Linked DNA regions of Homo sapiens: region 1 is linked to region 2. A link is a loop called in an ENCODE intact Hi-C map of the cell type or tissue named here. Cell type or tissue: HepG2. All regions are shown on one strand. Links, peaks and the distances in the headings refer to the core of each region. The heading gives the core; the rest is flanking DNA. Region 1 overlaps MAP3K1 (mitogen-activated protein kinase kinase kinase 1). Region 2 overlaps LOC105378979 (growth/differentiation factor 3).

What was found. Peaks named below come from ENCODE experiments on the same cell type or tissue, not always from the same donor. Only the 100,000 strongest peaks of a DNase experiment are listed, where the experiment ranks them.
Region 1: it touches region 2 in a loop (12-fold over the local background); 1 of 110 quality-filtered maps calls a loop at or near these places.

Annotation. Positions count from the first base shown.
Region 1 is chr5:56,831,779-56,836,174 of GRCh38, reverse strand. All of the region lies in intron 1 of MAP3K1 (mitogen-activated protein kinase kinase kinase 1), which reads right to left. Among named protein-coding and RNA genes, the nearest start is that of MAP3K1, 18 kb to the right of the region's middle. In HepG2, for the core only: no CTCF peak of the experiment used is centred there; a DNase peak (open chromatin) is centred at 1,914.
Region 2 is chr5:56,762,275-56,766,670 of GRCh38, reverse strand. It overlaps LOC105378979 (growth/differentiation factor 3), which reads left to right. Exons shown (of 3, transcript NR_172721.1): 3 at 1-276. Among named protein-coding and RNA genes, the nearest start is that of MAP3K1, 51 kb to the left of the region's middle. In HepG2, for the core only: no CTCF peak of the experiment used is centred there; no DNase peak of the experiment used is centred there.

The sequences.
Region 1 (4,396 bases), core at 327-4,326, 69 kb before region 2:
ATGGTCCTTTACAGGAACTGCTCACATCAACCTCAGTCGAGTCCACAAACCAAGCAGAAATCATGAAATGGGTTCTGCGCACACTTACAAACACGTTTTTGTTAGAATATTATCTCTCTGAGAGCAGGGATTTGTGTCTGTTTCATTACTGCCATCTTCCTAGTATCTGCATACAGCCAATTCTTTACAAAATTTGATGAGTGAATGTTTTGTTATACCACAAGCTACAATTTAAACAAAGAGAACACAAACATTTCTAACTACAAATTTCCTATTTCAAAGGTATAGCTAGCTTTTCATTAGACTGGCTTCCTATTAACCATCAATTGACCCCCTCCAAGCCGCCATCTCCTTGAGAAATGACATTTCAGAAAAGCATGCTCACTACTTTAACCACAAATAAAACTTTTTCCTCTCTGTGCCATCTCTTCAGCTTGTAAAATTCCCCCCCTTTTTATCTTAAAACAAAAAACCACCAAACCCCAAAATGCTTCATCTTTGCAAACATTCTAGCTTCTATTTCTCTCCCATCTCCCTCCTTCTCCAGGTTTCTCCAGAGTAGCCTAAGATTCCGCACCTCTCCTTCATCCCTCAGTAAAGTACGTCCCACTCCCATCACTCCATTAACCCACGTCCTCTGTAGCCCTCAACCAGCAGCATCCCTACTGCGGACCACTGGCTCCTTGGAAAAAGTCCTCTTCCTACCTTCCTGTCTCCTCTTCCCTGCCTTCCTGTCTCCTCTTCCCTGCCTTCCTGTCAACTCTTCCCTGCCTCCTTGTCTCCTCTTCCCTGCCTTCCTGTCTCCTCTTCCCTGCCTTCCTGTCAACTCTTCCCTGCCTCCTTGTCTCCTCTTCCCTGCCTTCCTGTCTCCTCTTCCCTGCCTTCCTGTCTCCTAACCTGCAGTGGTCTCAGGCTCCTCCATAGGATCCTCTTCAGCTCTTTTCCAGGAAATACTGGCATTCTTCAGGGAGGAAGCTGAGCTAGTATTTCCCTGCTACCCTTTCTAAGGTATGGATGTGATCCTGGGCCTGCCCATCAAGGAATTAAGATTGCCAACAGAACTATCATTCACTTCTCAACCCTTAGCATCTGTGCCAGATTCTAAGCCATCCAAGGTTCAACGGAGCAAAGGTTCCATTGGAGAGAAACACTGGAGGCCATGAAACTTCAAGCCTGCAGGTGGAATTACCACTAATAAGTAATTAACTTGTATAAAATAAGATACTTAATTTTATATCTTATTACTTGTTAAGACTTATTATAATAATATCTAAAATTAAGTATCTTATTTTATACAAGTTATTCTCTTAAAAGCTGTATATAAGTAAAATATACACAACAAAATCATTTTCAGGAGCCTGACACCATCACCCTTATTCTGGCTGGGGTGTCAACTCACATTTTAATTTAAAAGGCTTTCTTAAAGCACAACAATATTTCTCTCATCTTTTTTCTTTCTTTGTTTTGAGATGGAGTCTTGCTCTGTTGCCCAGGCTGGAGTGCAGTGGCATCATCTCAGCTCACTGCAACATCCGCCTCTCGGGTTCAAGTGATTATCCTGCCTCAGCTTCCCGAGTAGCTGGGATTACAGGCACCTGCCACCATGCCCAGCTAATTTTTTGTACAGTACAGACGGGGTTTTACCATGTTGGCCAGGCTGGTCTCGAACTCCTGACCTCATGATCCACCCAAAAGCAAATTAACAGGCAGTATTCAACAAGCTGTCCTCATATCCAGGCATACACATAGAATCCTGTCACATCCAGGTAGAACCTACAACTACTCTTCAGTTTCCTCCAAGAGTTTCTTATGAAATTAGCTACAAGTAATCAATAACTAGCTAGAGAACACAAGAATTAAACTCTCTTTTTATCTCCCCTGGCTCCAGCATTTACCTAGGGCTCACTCAGTTCCTAGCACAGTACATACACATAGGAAAGTATGTCAATAAACAAGTGCTGAGCTAAAGTGACAGTGTTTAAGTTTCCAACCATAAGCAGTTCACATAAAAGACTTATGGGCCAGCAAACTACTACTGAAGAAAAAATAATGGCATGTCAGAGACACAGTTAAGGATAAAGATATTTATCTTGCCTTGAAGGAGATTTCAGTTTTACCTGAGTGACCTTTCTATAAACTAAAAGATAATCTCCTTTGTTGGGAAGGCATAGGGGTCAGGAAGATTACTGAATTCTCTCAGTCACTAAGCTCTTATAATTATCAAAGAAGGTGCCTGCTGAACACAAAATAAAGGCCCCACATGTGACAGGCAGGCATTCGTTAACTTATTTCACTAGTAAAGAACAACCACCAGTAACAGAATAAATGAACAGAAGTCCATCTAGGCATAACTTAATACTAGATGCTGGCCTTAGATATCATCTTTACTCAAATTAAAGGGCATTACCAACCAAGAATAATTAATTCTTTTAATTAAAACACATTAATTAAAAGAATGCTGAAGTGTGAAATAAGCCTAAATTTAAAATAACTGGAAATGAAAACCAGCTTTCCCCGCCCCCGCCAAGGCTCATTTGTAAACAGCTTTAACAAGTGTGTCTTGTTGTAAAGACACACGTTTCAGAATGCCTAAGGTACTGCAGGAAGCTCCCTGGGAGCATGCAGAGAGATACTCAGGTGTGAGCTGAGGCACTGTGGGGGAGGGAGTGTGTGCATAGACAGCAGGAGGTCATGAGTGTTCACTCTCCCCTTACTACTGTGCAAGGCTGCGTAGGCACCAAATGAGAAGCATGTCAGACAGTCTGGGCAGGCACTCTGTGAAGTACTCCAAAAGTGTTAACAATTACTGCTTTTAATGTATGTGCACACCAAGCATATCTCCAATTTTGCTGGCAAAAAAATGTATGTATTAACAAAGTTCAACCATATTTTTCCCTGAAGCCGCGTCTCTTCCCTGGCCTTGTAAAAACACTGAAATTTAAATGTATTTGTGTTTATAACTTGCTTTATTTTAGAAGAACTTCATATAAAAACAAAAAAATCATGGCAGAGCATGGTGGCTCACGCCTGTAATCCCAGCACTTTGGGAGGCTGAGGCAGGCGGATCACAAGGTCAGGAGATCAAGACCATCCTAGCCAACATGGTGAAACCCCATCTCTACTAAAAACACAAAAATTATCTGGGTGCGGTGATGCATGCCTGTAATCCCAGCTACTAGGGAGGCTGAGGCAGGAGAATCACTTGAACCCAGGAGGTGGAGGTTTCAGTGAGCTGAGATAGCCCCACTGCACTCCAGCCTGGTGACAGAGCGAGACTCCGTCTCAAAACAAAAACAAAACAAAACAAAAACTTAAAATGCTTCACTAATGTTTTCTGTATTTTTGGAAGACCTAAATAGATAATTTAATTTAAAAAGTCATCACTACATATGATTTTGACTTCATAATACACTATGTGAAGAATGAATAAAAGCTAAGACAAAGAAATGAATAATTTTTCCAAGATAATAAAATTTGTGCTCTGATTAAACAAACTTACCTCTTGATTTAAAAAAAATATGCAAAGATAATCATAAAGGTTAAGAACGCAGGCTTGAAGTCAAACTGCTAAGGTTCAGTTTCAGGCTTTGCCACCCACTAGCTGTGCTACCACCTTGCCAGGATACCTCACCTCTCACAGTCTCTGATTTCTCATATGTAAAATGGGAATCAAAATTCACAAGGATGATGTAAGACTTAAATGAGACAATTTATATAAGGCATCCAGTGTACCAAGCACAGAGGAAGTTAACTATTATTGCCATTTCAGATAAGTACAGTAGGAGAGTGACAGTGAACTAGGATGATTGAGGCTGGATCCCAGACCCAGCACTGTACTGAAGTAGGAAATCTCTCAACAATGGCTGAACCCCCTTTGCTTGCCACTTTTACTGCTTAGAGTCAGGAGGTTGTCCTTCCGAATTCTAAAATGCTATGACCATAAATCCTAGTATTTTATTTTTACCCTTCTGAAAGGGTAGGTTTTTATATTCATCATCTCATTTGCTCTTCCCAAATTCTCTAAGTATGAAGGGTATCATTATTTCTAATTCATAGATGAGGTCAAACTCAAAAGAGGTTAAATAAAGTAACTTTACTCAAAATCCTGCCAAAGTGTTAGGACAGTAATGGGGAACGGTCTCACAAGCCTGAGCCAGTGCTAACACTTCATCTACCACAATAAGCAGTCAGACAGCAGGTTAAATATCTTTCCACTAAAGACACCTGGCAATTCCCTCTCCAACAGCTAAAAGGGGAAAGAGGAAATCAAATATGCCCACAAGGAATGTCTAGACTCTTGAATTTCAACTGCAATTCAATTAGGTTTTTTACTTTAACAGACACAGTAAACTGTTTAGTATCAGAGTAATTTAGGTTTTCAAAGTATTATCTATAA
Region 2 (4,396 bases), core at 105-4,104:
TTAGGTAGAGAACAAAAATTGGCAAAAGTAGGACGAACACTTCAATTCCATTTATATTAAAGAATCCAGAGTGGTAAGATTCATAAAGACAAAGTAAAATGGTGGTTGCCAGGAGCTAGAGGGAGAGAGGAATAGGGAGATATTGCTGAGTGGGTATTGAGTCTCAGTTATGTGAGATGAAAAGAGTTTTGGAGACGGATGCTGGTGGTGGTTGTACAACAATGGGATTGCACTTAGTACGCTACTGAACTGTACACTTAAAAATGGTTAAGATGGGCTGGGCGTGGTGGCTCCTGCCTGTAATCCCAGCACTCAGAGAGGCCAAGGCGGGTGGATCACTAGGTTGAGATGGAGACCATCCTGGCCAACATGGTGAAACCCCGTCTCTACTAAAAATACAAAAATTAGCTGGGCGTGGTGGTGCACGCCTGTAGTCCCAGCTACTTGGGAGACTGAGGCAGGAGAATCACTTGAACCCAGGAGGCGGAGGTCGCAGTGAGCCAAGATCATGCCATGGTACTCCAGCCTGGCAAGAGAGCAACTCCGCCTAAAAAAAAAAAAAGATTCTAAGTTTTAGATATATTTTACCACAATAAATGTTTTACAAATGGCAAAGCAAATGTTGTTAGATTAACATTACTGTTAGCTGACGGTAGGGTGTGGGGTGCAAGTATAAAAGGAGCTCTTAAGTGTGGGGGATGTTCTGACCCTTAATCTGGGCAGAGGCCTCAAGGGTGTGTTCAGTTTGTGAAAATTCATCAAACCGTATACTTACGTGCATGTCTGCATGTATTTATATTTCAATAAAAGTTATCCTGGAAGGAAAAAGCAATGGGAAGCTTTAAAGTGAATTAATTTGTAATAGGTTACACTATTGAGTGTCTGGTGCAAGGCATTCTTCTATGCTCTTACTATCAGGAAGGTGCTGTCTTATGAAAGAGGAAACCGAGGAACAGTGGTTTATTGAGGTAAAAAGTAGCCATCTACAGATTCCTAGTAGGAGAAATCTCAAATGCTTCTATATACATCTCTAGAGAAACATTACCTACTCAGTTTACAATTTTTCCATCTTTAAAATAGAAGAATTCTAATTCTTAAAACTAGGCCCTGGCATTAAATTGCATGTCTCTTGGCTGGAAGGAAAAAAAAGACATTCTCTAATTTGAACTGGAATAATGAATTTTCTCACTTATGTTAATTTAAAGGTAAACTGAGATCATAGGATGCGTGTTAACTCTGGATAGTTCAAACGCAACCATGATAGGCTTATTTTTATCTTGGAAGTAAATTTTTAAAAGAAAATTTAGGCTGGGTGCGGTAGCTCACGCCTGTAATCCCAGCACTTTGGGAGGCCGAGGAGGGCAGATCACGAGGTCAGGAGTTCGAGATCAGTCTGGCCAACATAGTGAAACCCCATCTCTACTAAAAATACAAAAAATTAGCTGGGCGTGGTGGTGTGAACCTGTAATCCCAGCTACTTGGGAGGCTGAGGCAGGAGAATCACTTGAACCCGGGAGGCGGAGGTCGCAGTGAGCCGAGATTGCGCCATTGCATTCCAGCCCGGGTGACAGAGTGAGACTCCATCTCAAAAAAAAAAAAAAAAATGAAAATTTATCATAGCTTTAAAACTTAAGGTGTGGGAATCAAACTAGCAATGCATTTGAAATTTTTCAGTGTCCCAAATCATATTTCACACAGTTTTGGAAAAAATACATTTTTAAAATGCACTAAACATACTCTTTCCCTTTTCTTTCTTTCTTTTTTTTTTTTTGAGAGAGTCTCACTCTGTTCCCCAGGCTGGAGTGCAGTGGTGTGATCTCGGCTCACTGCAACCTCTGCCTCCCGGGTTCAAGTGATTCTCCTGCCTCAGCTTCCTGAGTAGCTGGTATTACAAGCATGTGTCACCATGCCTGGCTAATTTTTGTATTTTTAGTAGAGATGCAGTTTTACCATGTTGGCTAGGTGATCCTCCTGCCTCAGCCTCCCAAAGTGCTGGGATTATAGGCATGAGACATTGTGCCTGGCCACTAAACGTACTATTTTCTATCAAAATATGACCTTTTCTTTTCTTCATCTCTATTTATTTTACTGAGTGAAGAAACATTCTGCTAAATCTTTCCTGATGGATCCCTGCTCCCCTGTGCCTTTCTTTTGTGCTGCTGTCTTTATTCCCACATTTGTGTCTCTCACGCATGTTATCCTTCCTTGTTTAGTCTTATTGAGCTTTGTGACAATACCTGCATCCACCTTCAACCTCCACCACATCTAGTTGTCTCTGGCTGGCTGGTCAGAACTCAGAGCAGCCGTGGGTGGATCTGCTGCAGTACAGAGAGGCCTGTGGCCATGGCTGGCTGCCCAGAGCCCTGTTCTCTGTCACACCTGATCAGATTTTTGAGATACCACCTCGCCCCAGGGACTGGTTCTGGTTAAAATAAGATGCTCGGGAACACTCTTTCATAGAGAGTGGTTGTCAACGAGGTTGTGCAAGAAGGAGAGTCATCCTGGAAAAGATAAAGGGAAACAACAGGAAATGGAGAAGAAATGTGGTAAGGGATTAGTTCTTATCACAGTTAAACTAGTGCATCTTGCCACTGTATCATCGAAAATATCTCCTGTGACCAGCACTTTACAGGACATCTGCTGGTAACTGCCACTTATTTCACAATCCTGAATTCAAGGGTGCCCATGAGAGAAGAATACAGTATCTGTTGAAATAGACTCCCACATGAAGCCCGTTGTGCTGTCCCCATAATTTTCACTCGAGTCCAAGGCATGCTGACATATTTTAAATGGGAGATCTGTGTGCAACCTCATTCACTGCAGACTGCAGACAAGTCATTCTCCTGCTATGTGGAAATCTCTCATTTCCCTTCCCTACTGTGTCTTTGGTCAACAGTTATAAACTCTCCCTCAGACAGCTGGTTGTGTATTAAAGTCTATTTATAACAGTCAATGGACAACTGATTGTTTATGGGGAGTCGTGGCAATTTTTGCTTAGGAAAGACAATTGGGGCATTTCTTCTGTAGCAGAGCGGGTTCAGCCGCTGGACTCCACAAACATTGCCTCACTTGTCTCCTTACATTCTGTGGACTGAGGTTACCCCAGGTGCTAATGGTGAATTCAAACCCAGCAGACTGCTGGCTGGGTCTTCAGTCAAGGGTCTTGGGGGTTAGACAATAGAAAAAAATGAAACAGTAATACCTTGTGAGGAACAAAAAAATGCAAAAGTACCCATATCTATGAGGAACAGTATACCATACTCAAAATTTTCAGTAGTTTATGAAACTGTAGATTTCCATCCCCCTAACCACAGTTCTGGATTATGGGGTTTTTTGTTTTGTTTTGTTTTTGAGACAGAGCCTTGCTCTGTTGCCCAGGCTGGAGTGCAGTGGTGCAAAGTTGGCTCACTGCAACCTCTGCCTCCCGGGTTCAAGGGACTCTCCTGCCTCAGCCTCCCAAGTAGCTGAGATTACAAGTGTGTGCCATCATGCCCAGCTAATTTTTATATTTTTAGTAGGATGGGGGTTTTGCCATGTTGGCCAGGCTGCTCTGGAACTCCTGACCTCACCTGATTCTCCTGCCTCGCCTCCCAAAGTGCTAGGACTACAGGCATGAACCACCGTGCCTGGATGCCCCCTAACCACAGTTCTAACTAAAATATGATCATATGACAACTTTTTAGCATTGAGAAAACTTCCTATTCTGGTGGGTCTTGAGGTGCTTTTTATTTTTCTTTGTAATTTCAAAACTTTTTTTTCAACTAGGACAAAAACAGACAAAACTCATTTAAATCTCATCATTAATCGATAGTGAAATAAAAATGCTAATGGGAAAAAATGTGGATTTCTAGAAAATGTCTTGCACAATATTTTTCTACTAGCTCTGACTTTAGTAAGATGGTTTTGAACTCTTCCTTAATTTTTGGAAAAATGGAATGGGTGATATTTAATTTTTAAGTGATGTATTAGGTTTGTTAATATAAAAAAGAATATAGAAAAAATTAAAATGGTTTATACCCTCCCTGACTAGGTAACACTTGTTATGTTAGTTACTTGCTTATGATTAATAAGCTTAACTGAGCACAACATAAAAACTAAACATAATCATTATTCATATTACTAACCCAGAAAAAAATTGTGTGCAGATAGATATATCTATATCCATGGAGGAGTTTTAAACAAGTATATTTAAATGATACAATGACTTGGTCTACCTCTTGGTTTGCTTATTCTGATTCCAATTTATTCCATTTTATCTGTAAATCTTAGCATATCACATTTGTCTTATTCTGTCTTCTCCAGAAGATGTTAATGAATTACAATTCAAACATAATGTTATAGGTGATTTTTAATAGCTAAAAAGTTTGAGGATTTCAGAATTTTCAGTCACATTGTT